Regions from separate parts of the Homo sapiens genome. Here region 2 is linked to region 1. The links are chromatin contacts, found by Hi-C or POLR2A ChIA-PET in ENCODE. All regions are on one chromosome and are shown on one strand. The core of a region is the stretch at or near the end of the contact, and the rest is flanking DNA. Distances in the headings are between cores, read along the strand shown. Region 1 holds the start of ZNF397 (zinc finger protein 397). Region 2 overlaps DTNA (dystrobrevin alpha).

Region 1 (4,169 bases), core at 958-3,457:
TGGAGGTGGATGTCTGTTGACTCTTGGGATGCTCTGAGACATGTTAAATCCTTCCATGGCACTGCTGGTCCCTGTGGACTAGCTGGGACCTGAAATCAGTAAAATATGGTTAGCTTTGTGAGAAAATCCCTAAGAAAACTTGCTTAGTAAAAATCTCAAAGAGGTCAATGATGACATCTCCAGGGATGAAGGACAGGGGAAAAAGACCATTCAAGGGTATAGACAAGTATGGCTCTATTAGTCACTTCAGGTTAGGGTTCAGTAGAGACATAAAAATTTTTATCCTACTGTTATGATACCATTACATGCTCCAGGCTGTAAATTCCTTTTCCCACATCACTTTTCTCCGTTCCCACCTGCTGCCCTGGGTCATCAAACTCCCTCTCTAAATCCTCCAACAGGGTCACAGCTTCCTCGCCGCTTTCTGGATTATGTTGCTGAACCCAGATCTGCAGCTCCTCAGGCAGAATGCTCAGGAACTGCTCCAGTACCAGCAGTTCTAAGATCTGCTCCTTTGTGTGCAACTCTGGCATTAGCCACTGATAGCAAAGTTCCTGGAGTCGGCTCAGAGCCTCCCGGGGCCCAGGTGTCTCCTGGTAGCAAAATTTTCTGAATTGCTGACGAAACAATTCTTGGCAGGATTGAGTACTCCCATTCTGCTTAAATTTCTCATCCCAGGAAAAGTTATCTTCTACTTTCACTAGTATTAGTTCTTGTTCCGGAGGATCCTGAGGTATCAGGGTTGAAATCACTCCAGATTCCACAGCCATTCTTGGCTGAAACAGCTTAGCAAAAAGCTCAGTACAACTGGTTCTGTGCTTGCGAAGGAGTGTGAGTAATCTCTTCTTTCCTGAAGGATATAAAAGCAGTTAACTTACAGCAATCAATAAAATCTCTAAGTACTTGTAATAAGAAAGATGAGTAACTTTAGTAATATATTGAAAGGGAGTAGATTTGGGGCTATCACTAAATAAAACAATAATGTGATGATAAACTAAAAATCATTAACCTCAATTAGTGTCTCCCATTATGAAGAATTCCTACCACTAATGTTAGAAAAAACTATTTTAGAAGCCTAAGAATGTGAATGCAACATTAACATCAATCACATAGTGAGAAAATTTCCTTTCCAATTCTTTCAATTCTGATTGTATCAAGGAGAAAAGTCTATCTTTAACATGTATGTATTAATAAAACTTGTAGAACTCTCTTTTAAATAAAATACAGGCTTCAGAATCAGACTTCCAAGAGTAAAAATATTTAGGCAGAATTTAGTAATACTGATTTTAAACATTTATTTTTACTTACTTTCTATCTAAAGCAAGTAATGTTGATTTTCATTTAAGGCAGTAATAACGTTTTTTTAAAAGTTCACATTAAACATGAGTTGATGTAAATATTGGATATTTGTCATTTGATCGCATTTGGTGTTTACCGAATTACTTCAACAAACACTGAGGCACTTACTGAGCATTAAGATTTTTGCTTATGAATAAACGAGTCTACAGAGGAATTGACCAAGAACCAAGACGTATCTGTAAAATGCTTACCATGTGTTCAAAAACATGATAGGTATCACATACACAAAAGCAGCAAAGAGATCCGTATCAGTTCTGAAAAAGCTTAGAATATCCCAAGACTAAAAATGTTCAAAAGCAAAATATGGTAACAAATAGGTATTAAATGTTGTGACACAGACCAAACTTGACCTGCTTTTAGGATGGCGAGATATCGATAGGAATGTATGCCCTTAGTTTGTCAGGACAGATGAGTAAAATTCATTCCTCACACTACGGTTAACGTTAAGAGATGAATTAAAATATTTAGCCTACAAATTTAAGGTTTAACCAGTCCGGCCGCACTAACTAACTAACTAACTAGCCCTTCTATTTTTATATCCTTGGTTAAACCGCAGCATTTACGAAGTCACGGGGTCAGCGGAACTGCGTTTTCCTTTGGAAAGCAGGAGTTTGAGTGCTGGCCTCCTCTGAGTTCCCCAGTCGCTTGGAGACGCCGCGCGGGCCAAAGGGCCGCGACCTGGGGATGGGCAGGCCGAGGAGCGGAGCTCCTCCACTGTCCGGCGCGCGCTCCCAACCCCACCTCCCTCTTCCTAGGGGCCCACGTCCCTCACCGCGAAGCCCAGGAGCGGCCAGGAAATGAGCCACCCACCCCGAGCTGCAAGCCACAAAGACCGGAAGTGCGCGTACGCAGTGTTCCGCTCTCGCGCCCTTCGGGTCCTCCGCCGCCCCGCCCCTTGCTCTGAGGTAGCCAATCAGAGCCGCGGGCTCTACAGTTTCCACCGCCTTCTCCCGGTAGCCGCTAGCCCGGCGGAATCTCCAAGGCCAGGGGAGGGTGCGCTAGGAGTCAGGGGTCCTTGTGAGCGGCGGCACCTGGAGGGTCCCGCATCTCGCCTGGGCCGTTCCCACCCTGGCTTTCTCCTGGCACCACCCATCATTGTTGGTCTCAAGTAATTCCCGAATCTCACTCCCAGTTTTCCATTAAAATATTCAGATTTTCGGCCGGGCGCGGTGGCCGAGGCGGGCGGATCACGAGGTCAGGAGATAGAGACCATCCTGGCTAACACGGTGAAACCCCGTCTCTACTAAAAATACAAAAATTTAGCTGGGCATGTTGGCGGGCGCCTGTAGTTCCAGCTACTCGGGAGGCTGAGGCAGGAGAATGGCGTGAACCCGGGAGGCGGAGCTTGCAGTGAACTGAGATGTGCTGCACTCCAGCCTGGGCGACAGAGCGAGACTCTGTCTCAAAAAAAAAAAAAAAAAAAAAACCTCAGATTTTCCTGTGATTCCAGTTCTTTTCCGACAAAAGTAAATGTAAGGATGAATAGGCTGAACAAAAACTAACAGTCACTTATATTGCTTTTGCCTATGAGTATCACTGGAGCCTTACAACAGTTCTGTGCTGTGGCTATATAATCCCAAATTTACAGCCGTAGACATCGCCCAAAGTCAGGCAACTTGTGACCAGGGACGTCCACGTCCCCATAGTTCAAGGAGACTGGTATCGTAGACTCCTGGAGCCTATCTTAGGGTCTTCCCGTTCTTCAGTGGAAGCTTGCTGGTATTGTCTCACTGTTTAAATTTTTCTTTGGCTATTTAGTCGGTGAAAAATGATGCCTCATGTTTCAACTTTGTGAGCTTAAGATAGTCCCCCTTCATGTTTACTGACCATTTATGGTTCTTCAGAGATGGCTTTTCCCATTTAAAAAATTAAGGGAGTAAGATTTTTCTTTTTTATTTGTGAGAATTTTTTGCTTATTAAGGATAGCAACTCGTTTGTTGCAAATCGTTTCCCATTTATTTGTATTTATTTTTAAAACGTTACATTTTACATGTTTAAATGTTACATATTTTTAAAATGTTATATTAAAAAAGTACACAGGATAATAACAAAGCGATACATACATACATAGAAACAAATTCTCCTTTGTGAGCCAAGACTTAAAACACATATTTGAGAAAAATGTTCGTTAGCATTCAAAGCTATTAGTGACTCACTAAATAATTTTATCATTGTGAAATGACTACAGCAATTTTACAAAGCAAAAAACCAAATAATATTAATTTGTTTATAAATTATCAATTGCTTCATAATGAACCACTTCAAGACTTAGTGACTAAAAACAGCAGATGTTTTATTGCTCACAGTTCTGTTGCCAGGAATTCAGGAAGGGCTTAGCGGAGATGGCTAGTCTGCTTTATGATGTGTCAGCTATCTTCACTTAACTGGGGTGGAAGGTCCAAGATGGCTTCACTCAAATTGCTGAAGTCTTGGTGTTGCCTCTTGGTTGAAGTTACTTGATTCTTCTCCACAAGGCCTCTCTCCATTCAGGAGTTTAGCCTAAGCTTTCTTACATGGTGACTGGCTTCCAAGAGAGTTAAGGAGGAGGAAAGATGCTAATTCTCTTAAAGCCTGAGTCTGGAACTGGCATTATATTTTTCTGCAGTATTCCATGACAGAAGGACTAGAATGGTGGAAAAGGGAAATAGACATTAAGCAGCTTGATCATAGGAGGAAATTTTGGCAGTTATCTTTGCATCCAACCTAACACACCTTGTTATATTGAGAAACCTACTATGTAAGAGTGAAACTATTGAAAGAGAGAAGGCATATCAGTTGAAATGCTTTTGGCTGCAGTAACAGGAACCTTA
Region 2 (4,169 bases), core at 747-3,246, 360 kb after region 1:
ACTTAAATCAGGGAGACGGAGGTTGCAGTGAGCCAAGATCACACCACTGCACTCCAGCCTAGGCAACAGAGTGAAATTCTGTCTTAAAAAAAAAAGAAGTATTTAAAATGTTTACTGTCTAAAAGACACGGATTAAGGAGTGAAATCAGTGTATTTTGAAAAGGGAGGGTGGAAGGAAGAAGGCTCTGATTCTGCAAGTCATGTCAAAGACCCAGCTACCAAGGGGTTGAGGCAGAAGAGGTGGGGTGGGGTGGGCCTGGATCCCTGTACCTGATAAGCTTCATCTTGCAGCTTCTGTTTCAGGTATTCCTCCATCTGGAGCTCATTCTCCAGCTGCCGGACAGAGTCATTTTCATAGTTTTCATCTTCAGGCTGCACATAGGGATCTGCATCCTCCGTAACCCTGAAAATAAACCACAGATGACATGTTAGAGCAAATCTTAAAAGAGAATTACAAGCGGGATTCATGTGTGAGCTGTAGTTTCGTTGGCACCTTTATTTCCCCTTAGTTCTCCAAGTCACTTTCATGTCTTCTTTAGTAATACCTAAAAAAAACTTGGAAACATTTTGGAGGTTTGAAGCGATATATGATCAAGGTATTTTCATACACAATTTTTTTATGGCAGTTGCGATCATTGGTCATTTATCTTTTCCTAGGGTTTACTGGAATGGGTTGGCCCTTTAAATGTTCTATAATTTAAAAAATGGCAAACATCTTTTGAGGGGATACAAAGTTTTCCCAATCTGAGGGCTCTTTTTATTCTTGTTTAAAATAGAACCCAAGATCACTTTCTGTGTGGAGAGTGAGCCCTCTAGTGAAATAATGCTTAAGGACATTTGGTTATAATTTAACCTCTTTTGTGTTACACATACGCACATACATGCACATACACATATGCATGCATACCACATTCATGCCTTATTTTTATAGAATTAAGTCTTAGAATATCAGCTAGTCAATGCCAGGAGGGCTACTAACCCATAACTCTTGACCTTAGCTCTAAATCTGAAAAAAAAAAAAAAAAAAAAAAAAAGCATTTTAATTATCCAATTCCACTATCAAATAAATAGATAAAAATGACCTCATTCCCTAATGTGGGACTCTGTCTCCATCTATTCATCCTAGACTATGCAAAGCTTTTCATGGGGCTGGACATAAACTCACTACCTAAATCATAGGACTAAAAGAGTCTCAGGGTAAAACACAAGTACATGTTTAGACAATAGAAATATTAAATTATTCCCTAAAATGAAATAAGTGGTCAAGAAGAAGTTTCTAGGTTGGAACTTAAATGTCGTTGTTTGCGTTTATTTATAGCTGTACAACATGTTCTGGTTATTTTTGGAGGTTTGGGGCCAGGCTAAATGGGTCTGCCCAGGACTCTGTTAACTTTCCTTCCCTAACTCCTGAGTCACATGTTGGTAGCTGGTACTGCTACTCAGCATACCAGGGCTAGCAGATTAGGGTGGCCTCAATAGTCTTGGATTTTAGAATTAGGACAAGGAAATTCTAGCTAACTGCCATATAAATGCTTAATAATAAAAAGTCAAATAGATATGAATTTACCAGACAAAACAGATGACAACTAATTCACCATTTTGAATAACAAATCCAACAATTCTAGAATACAGAAGAAAGGACAAGAAAGCAAACTATATTAAGCAGCAGCGTACTGCCATGTTAAGTCCCATGATAATGGTTTTGTTTTGATCCTACTCTCTGCTGCTTCATAGCTGACTCTCAGACCACACCTCTTGATAATTCTCCATGATTACTGATTGTTTATTCACTGCTTGGATGGAGAGCCAAACACCAGAAAGGCCTCTGTTTAGTTTCTTCTCTGAGTCTTTAAAATGGCCAGTTTATTTTTATAGACTAGTCTGAAGTACTTTTCATATTAAGCAACATCACCCTTCTGAAGTATTTTTAGCATTCAGAAACTCCCTCCCCCAGCTTTTGGGTCAGCCTTTGCCCACATTTCCCATAACTCCATGAACCATGGTCATTTAATGGGCCACTTTCTTCATTTCTTTTGTTTTTCTCCTTTTTCTCCCAAGTTGGGCTCTGCAGCTCTGTCCCAGCTTTGCCTTTGTTTCTCAGCTTTGGTTTTCTCTGTTGACTAATTTGAGCTGATCCAGGGTCACAGAAAGTCTAGTGGGGACGTTACTGATGCTGCTGGTTTCTGACAAGCTCCAGAACTGGGTGAAAACTTTTGCAAATAAGTCTTTGGAGGGTCAGATTCATACAAATTCAACAAGTCAACCAAACTGGATTTCTTTATAATGAGATTTTATACATGTACTTATTTCAATTCCAAATACTTATGTGATGTTGTTTACACCAATTCTGGACAGAGACCTCTCCAATGTCATGGTATCCTCTAAGTGCAAATACAATAAGTTCAGAAGATAGGATGATTTATCTCCTGAACTAGTCTGTGAGTCCTAAAAGGGTGGCAGCAGTTTTTTAATACTATTTTGTATAGCACTAGCAATGTGCCTTGGGCAAGGCAGGCTCTTGATAGGCACTGGTTGGTTTAGGTTATTGATAACTCTCTGGAAATTGTAAGAGGGGAAATATTACAATGCCGAATTTAAATGTAGCACCCTTCTATATCTCTGGCAGAACAGAAAACTATGTCACCCCTTCTGAAGGTTAAAAAAACCCTAAACAATTATGCTTTTACTTTCTTATTGTCTCCTACAGATTGTTTTGTTACTGAGAAAATGCTTCCAAGCGGAAGATACTCACATGTCGCCACGCATGGTACTTGTGGTAGCTCCACTGTGAATGTACCCAGGTTTTCGGGCATGGATTTGCGCTAGAAAAGCCTTTTCAGAGGTTGGTGAGGGAACAAGATCCTCAAACTGAGTCCGTGCAAATTCAGAATCCACATTACTCTCTGTTTCACTCCCAACCTCTAGCAGATACAATTGAAGAAATAAAGAATGACTCGTTAGATTTTTTTATGACCTGCAAATAAAGGAGTAGGCTTCACAAATCAACCTGTGCTGTGTAAAATGTTAACCAGTTATCATATTTTAATCAAATACATTTTTATTGTTTCAAAATAAGAATTGATATTGACATGAATTACTATAAAATCATTTGGTATACAGCATTTTTAAAATCTCAGAAATGTTATGAGGAATTTTTGCCATCTTAGTAACTGACTTAACTCTTTAAGACTTCTACTTTTTCCTTTCTGTAAGAGACTTAACTAAAATTGTTACTTTTGCTTAATATTACACTAATTTAAGAACTATGAGTTAAAACCTAATCCTAACCATAAAATATTCACCTAAAATGCTTAAAATATGAACTTAAAATATTAAGTGAACCCTATCACTTAATACTTTAAAGAATTATGAGTATAAACTAACAGTACTTAAGACTTCTACACCAAGAATAACTTTGTACTCATCATTTGCTAGGGCAGTGGTTACCTGCCATTAATCATGATGTATTAACTACTATCTTTTTATTCCGTTTGGTAATCTTAATCTAAATTAGCAGCAACAATTTTCAATTGAGAGGCTTTAAGAAAGCGAAGTCCAGGATTTTTTTAAAACTGAAGTTTTATTTCTTATAGTTGCAATCTCAGCTGTAAGACCATAGTCTTGCCAGACAAATCTCTTGGTAGGTCGGCCTTAAGGAATAGATGGAGATGTATTAGTGACTGGTAAGATATTTATTTGCATATTCATACTGCTAAAGTTTTGAACACTCTTTGTAGTATTAAAAGGATAAAAAGTCTCCTTAAATTTTATGCTATTTATTTCTGGGCAGATCTATCTTCAGAGACATTGCAAAGGTAAATTTCAGTTTGAAATTCAAATTTAAATGATCAGGCATTCCAAATTAATGAAACCTAAATAGATAAGGGCTGGGAATCCCAGCACTTCGGGAGGCTGAAGCAGGAGGACTGTTTGAGCCCAGGAGTTCAAGACCAGCCTGGGGAAAAAAGGCAAGACCCCATCTCAAAAAAAGATAAATAATACACTTGACCCTATAAAATAACCTTAGCATCATGTTGTTTTAGGTCACCATAGATGTTAACAGTGGCTGTCTTTGGATTCCAGAATTATAGGTCAGTTTGAATATTTTTCGTTGTTCTTCTCTGCCTTTTTCAAACTTTCTACATTGAGTATGTGTTAATAGTCTTTTA

The links. Hi-C counts contacts between places; a loop is a spot of excess contacts on that map. ChIA-PET counts read pairs that join two places held with the same protein, here RNA polymerase II (POLR2A). Pooled maps may share reads with other maps.
Region 2: a map of psoas muscle shows a loop between it and region 1 (2.3-fold over the local background). The contact joins the enhancer-like site here to the promoter of ZNF397 in region 1. A Hi-C loop is called at or near these places in 1 of 168 maps with a recorded cell type or tissue (psoas muscle) and 4 of 50 pooled maps. POLR2A ChIA-PET finds 5 or more read pairs at or near these places in 3 of 52 experiments (GM12878, HepG2 and OCI-LY7).

Annotation. Positions count from the first base shown.
Region 1 is chr18:35,239,072-35,243,240 of GRCh38, reverse strand. It overlaps ZNF397 (zinc finger protein 397), which reads right to left and starts at 2,207. Exons shown (of 4, transcript NM_001135178.3): 1 at 2,132-2,207; 2 at 357-850; 3 at 1-89. The coding sequence starts at 770. RefSeq lists a silencer at 2,026-2,155 and enhancers at 1,945-2,470, 2,416-2,525.
Region 2 is chr18:34,878,303-34,882,471 of GRCh38, reverse strand. It overlaps DTNA (dystrobrevin alpha), which reads right to left. Exons shown (of 23, transcript NM_001386795.1): 20 at 2,753-2,921; 21 at 271-403. Among named protein-coding and RNA genes, the nearest start is that of DTNA-AS1, 110 kb to the right of the region's middle. Within about 2 kb of position 1,996, at least 3 of the 41 ENCODE cell types and tissues checked have a DNase peak (open chromatin) inside an H3K27ac peak, as active enhancers do.